Regions from separate parts of the Homo sapiens genome. Here region 1 is linked to region 2. The links are chromatin contacts, found by Hi-C in ENCODE. All regions are on one chromosome and are shown on one strand. The core of a region is the stretch at or near the end of the contact, and the rest is flanking DNA. Distances in the headings are between cores, read along the strand shown.

What was found. Hi-C counts contacts between places; a loop is a spot of excess contacts on that map. Pooled maps may share reads with other maps.
Region 1: a map of heart right ventricle shows a loop between it and region 2 (2.0-fold over the local background). The contact joins two enhancer-like sites. A Hi-C loop is called at or near these places in 9 of 168 maps with a recorded cell type or tissue (Right ventricle myocardium inferior, cardiac septum, heart left ventricle and 3 more) and 1 of 50 pooled maps.

What each region holds. Positions count from the first base shown.
Region 1 is chr4:185,998,174-186,003,115 of GRCh38, forward strand. The region is part of intron 2 of LOC124900830 (a long non-coding RNA gene); the gene reads right to left. Among named protein-coding and RNA genes, the nearest start is that of TLR3, 69 kb to the right of the region's middle. Within about 2 kb of position 1,282, at least 4 of the 41 ENCODE cell types and tissues checked have a DNase peak (open chromatin) inside an H3K27ac peak, as active enhancers do; they include heart left ventricle and heart right ventricle, where a contact is called at or near this core.
Region 2 is chr4:185,924,693-185,929,606 of GRCh38, forward strand. It overlaps a transcript of SORBS2 not described here. Among named protein-coding and RNA genes, the nearest start is that of SORBS2, 110 kb to the left of the region's middle. Within about 2 kb of position 1,448, at least 3 of the 41 ENCODE cell types and tissues checked have a DNase peak (open chromatin) inside an H3K27ac peak, as active enhancers do; they include heart left ventricle and heart right ventricle, where a contact is called at or near this core.

The DNA of each region.
Region 1 (4,942 bases), core at 32-2,531, 73 kb after region 2:
TCCCCCAGCCCAAGGTCTAGGTTGCTGCAGTATCGGTATTGGAGGATTTTTTTTTCTTTTTGAGACAGAGTCTCGCTCTGTCTCCCAGGCTGCAGTGCAATGGTATGATCTCGGCTCACTGCAACTTCTGCCTCCCGGGTTCAAGTGATTCTCCTGCTTCAGCCTCCCAAGTAGCTGGGATTATAGGTGTCCACACCTGGCTAATTTTTTGTATTTTTAGTAGAGACAGGGTTTTGCCATGTTGGCCAGACTGGTCTTGAACTCCTGACCTCAGGTGATCCACCCACCTCGGCTTCCCAGAGTGCTGGGATTACAGGAGTGAGCCACCACGCCTGGCCTGGAGGGTCTTTTTGGTCTGGTCCAGAGGTAGCGGCTCACTGCCCAGTGGCCTCCAGCTAAAGGGCCAGTTGTCTATGTCCCTCCCACTCACAACCACAGTGGTGGAGCTGGAACAGCACATCTGCAGGGAAGACCTGGTTGGGACAAGGGAAGAGCAAAGGGAGGAGCAAAGGGCGGATCTCTGATGGTCCCCAGCTGGGCAGGAGTTGCTCACGCCCCACCCTGCCCCTGAGCGTGTCCTTGGACACTTCCCCCCACTGCGGCTGGCTCTGCGCCTCCCGGAGTCACCCTTGATCACCATCTCCCATGAATCTAGCTATGACAGCTGGCTTCACCTTTTGGAAAGGGTCTTCTCTATGCATTGTGTCCACACCCATATCCAAAGTGGAGTGGGGCTAATTGCTTGCTTAGGTTTCAAGTAGTCACAAGCATTTGTAAACCAGGTTTGTGGTTTTTAAAAATTTTGTGGGCTTCTTCGTGTGTTTATTTTCTTTCACTGAGTCCCAGGTTCCAGAAACCGCGCACAGAACTCCAGCCTGCACATAGTTCTCAGGCCTGCCTGATGGCCTGGCTTTTGGGATCCATCCCTCTCTTTATTGTAAAGGCACCAGTTCTGAGGCCATGGGAAACAGTGAGCTTATAGGTAGAGGTAACACCCCTAATCGGATCTTTTTGGCTTTGGCTTAACAGTAGGCCTTTAAGAAAGGCTCTGAAAACCAAGTTATGTATCTACTGCCATTGAGAGCACAGAAGCAGGAGGGATTTCTAGCCCCAGCCCCATCTGCTTTCTTCCATCTCTGCTTTAGAAGGAGCTAGTTCTTGCCTGTGTTTATTTATCTTGTAAAACCTCCCTAACGCAGCGAGGTCGAGCAACACAGATCCACACTCTGGCACCACGGCTCCGGGTTTGGTCGGTACACGTTGTCTGCCTCTCAGGTTATCACAGGGCACAGTCTTCCAAACATTTCACTCACAGGGCACAGTCTTCCAAACATTTCACTCACAGGGCACAGTCTTCCAAACATTTCACTCACAGGGGACAGTCTTCCAAACGTTTCACTCACAGGGCACAGTCTTGCAAACATTTCACTCACAGGGCACAGTCTTCCAAACGTTTCACTCACAGGGCACAGTCTTCCAAACGTTTCACTCACAGGGGACAGTATTCCAAACGTTTCACTCACAGGGCACAGTCTTCCAAACGTTTCACTCACAGGGCACAGTCTTGCAAACGTTTCACTCACAGGGCACAGTCTTGCAAACGTTTCACTCACAGGGCACAGTCTTCCAAACGTTTCACTCACAGGGCACAGTCTTCCAAACGTTTCACTCACAGGGCACAGTCTTGCAAACGTTTCACTCACAGGGCACAGTCTTGCAAACGTTTCACTCACAGGGCACAGTCTTGCAAACGTTTCACTCACAGGGGACAGTATTCCAAACGTTTCACTCACAGGGGACAGTATTCCAAACGTTTCACTCACAGGGGACAGTATTCCAAACGTTTCACTCACAGGGGACAGTATTCCAAACGTTTCACTCACAGGGCACAGTCTTCCAAACGTTTCACTCACAGGGCACAGTCTTCCAAACGTTTCACTCACAGGGGACAGTCTTGCAAACATTTCCCCGCGCATAACAAGGCTCACTGGTTCCCTACCCTGAAATAAACATGCCTTCCTCTGCTGCCTCCTGGCCGCTTACTCAGTGGACAGGTTCTAGGTCCTGTTGTGTCAGCATCCGAGTTGCAGGTGGTGGTTCTGGCTCTATCAGTTGCAGGGAAACTAAGCTGCCGATATAAAGAGGTACCATGATACCCCGAGTTAAAATAGGGTGACGTGTAATTCACTTGGACAGCGAAAGGGAATGCCATTTAAAATGATGCCAAGACAACAGACGTAAAACAAATTGAAACCATGTTCATGCTATTTAAAAACCAACGTTTCTTTCACTGTCACGTAAGCGCACTGCGGTGAGGGGTCTGAATTGACGGTGTGGCCCTCTCCATGGGGGCATTCCAGGGAACCAGCTCCTTCCATCTTCTTTTCCTCCATTCCCTGGGGTGTTTTCCCCAGGGTCCAATAGGACCTCAGCATTTTAGAGAGAGACAGACAGAAAGTATGGAAGGGTGCTTGCCCGATACTTGAAGGCCAGGACCGGGAGTGGCAAACATCACTTTATTCTCATGTCATTGGTGAGAACCGTTGCATCGGTTCTGCAAGGATGACTTGGAAATGTGGTATCTGACTGGGCAGCCATGGGCCCAGCAACAAGGGTGGTTGCTCTGGAGTAAAGGGAGGGAGGTTTAGCTGGATATCCAGAGTCCTCCATCAGGAACTCTTTCCTCATTTGTAATTTAAGGATAAAATACCCAGAGTCTGTAGGCTTTCATAACTTCCTTCAGATGGTATCTACATGTTTATTAACTTCATTCACTCATTAAAGAACCCGGCTTGGAAGTCTCCAGGGCCTGAAGCTTTAACCTAACTTTTGACATATGTGGGCTTCCATCATTACTTTTCCTATTCATGCTTAGTTTTGTAGTATTTCGGTAGTGTACTATTTTTTATACAAATTGACCTCCCTCTTTCTGTAAGCACTGACATTATTCTCAATTATTAAATGGTACAGCCTTTATCATTATATTAGTCAGAGATTCCCAACTTTGCTTATCAAAGAAAAATTATTTTTTATCCTTCTCTTTTCGTTAATTCCTTAACTATATGTTCATATTTTCCCTGATTGTGCCTAAGACTTGAGCTACTGTCTTAAGAGCAGTCAGCATCCAAGTGTTCTCTGTAGTATTTTATTGCTTGGAAAAATGTTACTGAATCTTACCTAACAAGAATAATGATTAAATAGTTTTGCTTCCTTTTTTGGTGGCAATGCAAACACCTCTTTTGGTGGTGGACTCCAGCCCTTCTTTGTGCCCGGCGGCGATGACGGCTGATCGGACTCTTCCCTTCCCTGGGAATGAGTTTCCCACCGCTTTTCACTGCTCACATCATTAACTTTGGTGCTTAGGGATTTACTAATTGAAGCCTTGACAATCTCCTACTGTTAGAGAGGCTTGGTTTGGCAAAACAACTTGGAGGCTGTTTTCACCAAAGAAGGATGACTTATGTGCTCATCATACACAGAAGGTGCTGGGTCTCAGCCCTTAGTACTTCTCAATCCTTCAACATTCCACATTTCAAATCCAGTATTAAGAATATAAGTCCCCACTGTCCCCCGAAATCTTGGGGTAAGTAAGTGCGGAGCAATCGCCTGCTTCGAGATGCTTTTTCCCAGTTGTTTATCTTCTCTAGGGCACGTTACCTAGCCTTGAAGTCAATTAACTCTTCCAGAAAGCTAGCATAGCATTTCGACTGGGCCACCACTGCAGTGGCCTGAAAGAGTCACTGTGCTTTATAAAAGTTAGGAGTTTTAGAAGAAGATAGCTGGGGGAATTTGTCTCACTGTGGGATCAATCGCTGAGTGAGATAATTCTCTTTGCATAAAAACTGCCTTGAGGTGAAAATGTCAACGTATGAATGTACTGTGCAAACATGAATTTATGAAAGGACTAAGTGTGAAATGAACAATTAATTAATGACTGAAGGTTGAAGGGCTCGTTTTACGCACAGATGACAGTGGTTGTGAAGATGACACCGGAACATGCACTTCCGACTGGGCTGTTGTATTTCCACGAAACACTATCAGAAGGACGATGGAGCTTTCTTCTTCTTTTCGGATTTTCCTAATACAGTATGTAAAAATAAAGCCTTTCATGGGAATTAAAATGAAAGAGTCCTTTCAGAGTCCCAAAAACACTACCCAAACCCTGCCAAGATTAATACGGTCAAACTTTCCATGAAAAGCATAATTTCATGGGAGTTAGACTTGTTCAGATGTGTACAAAAAATACCTGTTGAGAACTCCTTTCTGATCAAAACACCATATGAAGGTAAATTTGGTTGATCATATCACACCATTCATATTACCTTTGGTGTTGCTATGATAGCTTTTGTCCATGTCAAAGGTTGAAGTTTTGTTTTTTCTAGTTTAACATCAAACATACAATAATGTGCATTTATAAGTCTTTATATGTTTATGTCGTGCTTCCTCATGTCTGAGCTAGGTTTGTTAGATACTGTGTCTTTCTCCAATTTTTAACAAGGAAGAAAGTGAAGCACAGAGAACTTGCGTGACTTAAACCAAAACCATATAGCAAGTAAATGTGAACTCATATTGAGGGCTCCAAATCTATTGTTTTTCTGTCTACTAAAATACTTCTACAGTATACCACGATTTTAATAAAACTGGATGATGTGAAACAATGGGTTGCATTTAGCATAGCTGTAGCCAGAGACGGCACTTTTTCCTAATGCTGTACCTTCGTCTTCAGAGCCTGTGCTGGCCACTCGCGTGGGGAAGAAAACAAAGCTCCTGGAAACGAGGTCACCTCCAGACTTGCATTCTCTGGGCCTGCCCAGGAGAGCTAGAAGCGACCAGGGTGCTTTTGGGAACTGTGCTGCCTTTGAGAGATAGCATCGCTGTAAGCAACACTGCTGTCTCATTAGCACAAATTCGAATCTGGCTTTGTGCGAGATTTTCCACTCAG
Region 2 (4,914 bases), core at 198-2,697:
ATCCCCTGTGCCCTATGCAAATCAGACACCGCCTCCTCCAGACTCCTCATATAAGCAGCCACTTTGCTGCCGCACAGCGAGTTTTCTCTTTGTTCCAATCCCCACTCCCTCCGTCTCTATACTGGGGAGCTGTTTTCTTCTTCCTTCCTTCTTTCTTGCCTATTAAACTTTTCGCTCCATGAAACCACTCCATGTGTGTCCGTGTCATTAATCCTATCGGCGTGAGACCAAGAACCCTGGTGTTCCTCCAGTCATCCGAGTCGTATCAACTTGTTCCCACCCCAAAAATCACTCTGACAAGGCTTTTCAGTGAATACACGCAGCATTAAAACAATGGCCATATTCAAGCCAAAAAGTTGCCACTGATTGAGTTTATATGAATGTTGAGACCAAAAACACAAAAACAGCTTGCCATGATATAAGACAATGGTTTTGTTTGCATCTATGACATTCTCATTGTTATATTATTACTTAATATTCTGATAAACTGTGTGATTTGCTGAGGCCACTTTGGACTTTTTCCCTAAAACAGTCATTCTTCTTTTTGAGAATATATCCTCTAATGCCACTGGTCCTTAAATATGTACATGTACAGCTGGGTTTAAAATTGATAAACGCATTGTCTTAGAGTCCTAGCCCTAGAGGCAGAATAGGATGTGGTGGGTGGTCAGAATTATAATTAGTGCAAGAAAGGGACACATTTTACAAAATAGCACATTTTTTTTCTAATTTTAAGGATGAAAGTACTCAATGGATAACTGAAAAACACAGAAATATATTTTTAAAACGCATCTCCCCCCAGAGAGAACCATTATAACTTTTGCTTGCATTCTTAGTGTCATAGTCGCATATTCAAAATATGTATGAGACGCGTATATTTGTTCATGTCTATTTAAAAAGATACATTTTGGAAATATATGATGATGACTGTTAAATGTCAGACATTATTTACTCACTCTACACATTTCGCTGAGTGACAACTGTCAGCATCTGCACTGTATCGGTAGGCATGGGGGAGGTGGCTGGAGAAGAAAGCACACAAGATTACCTCCTCTCAGAGTTACGATCCCATGGGTCAAGCAGGTATTAGGCCCAAATGAAATTTTAATTACAAAACATATATGCAATATAGAGTCCGGGTGCAGGGTGACAGGGCGCTATAAGAAAGAACTAACTAGGGACTCAATCCATATCACAGAGCATAGAAGTCTCCTCTGGCAAGACAGGACTTAAGCTGAGAGGTCAAAGATAAGAAGGCAATTTCTTTGATGGAAGGGAGGAGCGCTGTGTGGGAGCGAAGGATTCCAGACACAGGGAACAGCACACACAGACTCGGAGGAGCCACACTACCCTTCCTGGAGTGCAGACAGCGAGGTGGAGAGTAAGCTGAAACAGAGCTGGAGAGCAAGGACTGCGCTATAACCGCGCTATGTGCCAGGCTTGGGATCTCACGTGAAACAAATGGAGGACCTGATGGCTTTTAAGCACAGGAGTGGGCGTGGTCTAATTTGCATTTTGAAAATGACTGCCCTGGCTGCAATGCCAAGAGGGCCGTGGTAAGAGGCTACAGCATAGTTTCCAGGCAAGAAGGCATGGTCTCTCGAACTAGCGTGGTGGCGGCACGGGTAGAGGAAAGTGGATGAGTTTAGGCTGAGTCCTGGAGGCGGTGCCTTGTCGCCTACAGACTATGGGGCTGTATTAGGGAGACAAAAAAGGAGATAGGGGAATTGGACAATTTTTGGTATCTGGCATGATCATCTCGGAGGTGATGGAAACACTCATATATAAATGATGGGAGGACATCTAGTTGGAAAGCGTTTCGTTTTGGACGTGTTGATTTGAAATGTTCAAGTTGTGGTTTTGTTTTTTTTTTAATGGCAATGTAGAATTCTATTATAAAAGCCAATTTTTAAAACACAAGTATACTACTTCTGGAGCACAGTTTGTTTATATTTTATATTAGTATAATTTAAATATTGTTCTGATAAACATCCTTATAGATTTACCTTTGCCCATATCTCTGTTTACTTAGGAAACATGCGAGGTTAATTGACATATTTAAAAGCTTTTTGATGTGGCACAAGGATCTTTATTTCTAAGAAAGTGACTTTCATCATCACTTTAGAGCACACGGGCTCCCCTTACAGACTCATCCATTGCTGACCCTGACATTAATTCTATCAACTAATCCTAATCACAAATAAGCAATCCTTAACCAGCAGAAGAAACCTAGGATAGCTCTATATAAGCCACAAGCCAAGGAAAAGTTGAACAAAGAGGATTTTACGGTTCTTTACTTTCCTCCTTCTTATTGAACTGCCATGCTATTATAAAATCAAGTCAATTTTATATGTGATATATATGAAATATGATACCACATATTATATAATATATATTACACATTGTCATATATATGTGAATATTATATGTATATAAAATATATTCTTACATACAACAATACATTTACATACATAAGGTATACATATTATATATAATATTATACATATTATATATGTGTATATATAATTTTTGTTTGGTTTTCCTAACTTATAAAAAAATTTTGAGCACTCAGTCCTTTTTTTTATTTTTTATTTTACTTTAAGTTCTGGGATACATGTGCAGAACATGTAGGTTTGGTACATAAGTATACACATGCCATGGCGGTTTGCTGCACCTATCAATCTGTCACCTAGGTTTTAAGCCCCACATGCATTAGGTATTTGTCCTAATGCTCTCCCTCCCCTTGCCCCCCACCCCCTGACAGGCCCCTGTGTGATATTCCACTCCCCGTGTCCATGTATGCTCATTGTTCAACTCCCAGTTATGAGTGAGGACATGTGGTATTTGGTTTTCTGTTCCTGTGTTAGTTTGCTGAGAGAGCACTCAGTTCTTAACCAAAGGCTCCTAATTAAGTATTAGTCAAAATTCCATTACATCTTAATTTGAAAACTACATATATTTAGTTACAAAATAAAAGCCCAATTACTTCAATTACCTATATTGATGAAATAAAGTTAAGTTTATATGTCATTTCTACTATTCTTTCCTTAAGTGGTTTAATTTGTCAAATATGTCATCTTTTCCCAAAAATGAATCTTGATTAATTTTGACAGTTTTTCTTTTCAAAGCCCTTATAGGTACTGTTGTTATATGGTGAACACTCAAGGGATACACAAGTCCTATCATTTTCATCACCAACACGGACTTCTGATTTGTTTTATTTGATATGTCACCTTGTTGATTTAACATAAATTGTTTTATTTTCTTAATTTCTGAAAAATACTCATATTGCTGGTTTGTTTTCACTGAAGGCCTCCTGTCCATTTTTTCCCTTCTGCTTTATCAAAAAGGACTGAGGTCTCAAATGACCCATGAGAATATTTAAGTCACTTATAGAGGGCAAGAAGAAGCATAGAAAAAAAAATATTTCTGGCTGGGGGCAGTGGCTCACACCTGTAATTTCATCACTTTGGGGGACCAAAGTGGAAGGATTCCTTGAGCCAAGGAGTTCAATACCAGCCTGGGCAACATAGAGAGATCCTGTCTCTATAAAAAATAAAAATTATTTGGGAGTGGTGGTATGTGCCTGTGGTCCCAGCTCATTGGGAGGCTGAGGCGGGAGGATCACTTGAGCCCAGGAGTCTGAGGCTGCAGTGAGCTATGACCCTGTTGTTGCACTCCAGCCTGAGTGGCAGAGCAAGACCCCATCTCAAAAAGAAAAAAAGAAAACATATTTCTTCTTTGTCTAACTCCCTGAACAAAGAGAAAAACTACTTTATAGACAGGTCTTGAGCACTGCGGGAGAGTCAGGCACGTGGGGCCCCAGTATCTCATGGATTTCATGTATAAGAAGCTTCTTCTTCTTTTTTTTGAGACGGAGTTTTGCTCTGTTGCCCAGGCTGGAGTGCAGTGGCGCGATCTTGGCTCACTGCAAGCTCTGCCTCCTGGGTTCATGCCATTCTCCTGCCTCATCCTCCCGAGTAGCTGGGACTACAGGCGCCTGCCACCACGCCTGGCTAATTATTTTGTATTTTTAGTAGAGACGGGGTTTCACCGTGTTAGCCAGGATGGTCTTGATCTCCTGACCTCGTGATCCGCCCACCTCGGCCTCCTAAAGTGCTGGGATTCCAGGCGTGAGCCACCGCGCCTGGCCAAGAAGGTTCTTCTTTCCAGCTTTCTTCAGGGATCATGCAGGTATCTTCAAAGTCTAAGATGCTAGGAAGTCATGGGCACTGTGTTGAAATAGAGGGCGTATGCCTTACATAAACACATCCAAACTCTTATGGTAACAAACTGTGCTGGCCAAAGGAAAAACTACTGTCATTCAGGCCACGAGTTTGCAACTCCTGGTTTATCACAATTATAGTGATATTCCTTTAAACTAAACATTTGGATGTAATCTTTTTCCACCTATAGAAAGAGAAATCACCCTTATAACAGTGGTTTTAAAACTTTAGTTTACACAAGAATCCTATGACGAGCTTGTTACCACTGTGGGTTCCTGGGCAGCACCTCACAAGATTTCTGGGTCTGCAAGTCTGGGATAAACATCTCTGAGACAGGTGACCCAGGCTTCCACAAGCGCTGAAGGAATTTGGATTCATTCCAACCAGTTAACACTCAGAGGGTGTCAATCCAGTTCTGAGAAACTTCAAGAAATCAACCTCACATGATGTAGAAAGATTCAATCTGTAAATCATCATAGCTCTTCTTTCCAAAGTCTTTTATAATTGAGTTTAAAGCAGAGTACAAGCAAATATCTCATTTGTATGATCCATCAAAGGTCAATTGTTTTCATTATGATAGCAAAGAGGTTTTATTTGTTGTTTTTTGTTGGGTTTTTTTTTTTTTTTTGAGACAGAGTCTCACTCTGTTGCTAGACTGGAGTGCAGTGGTGCAATCTCGACTCACTGA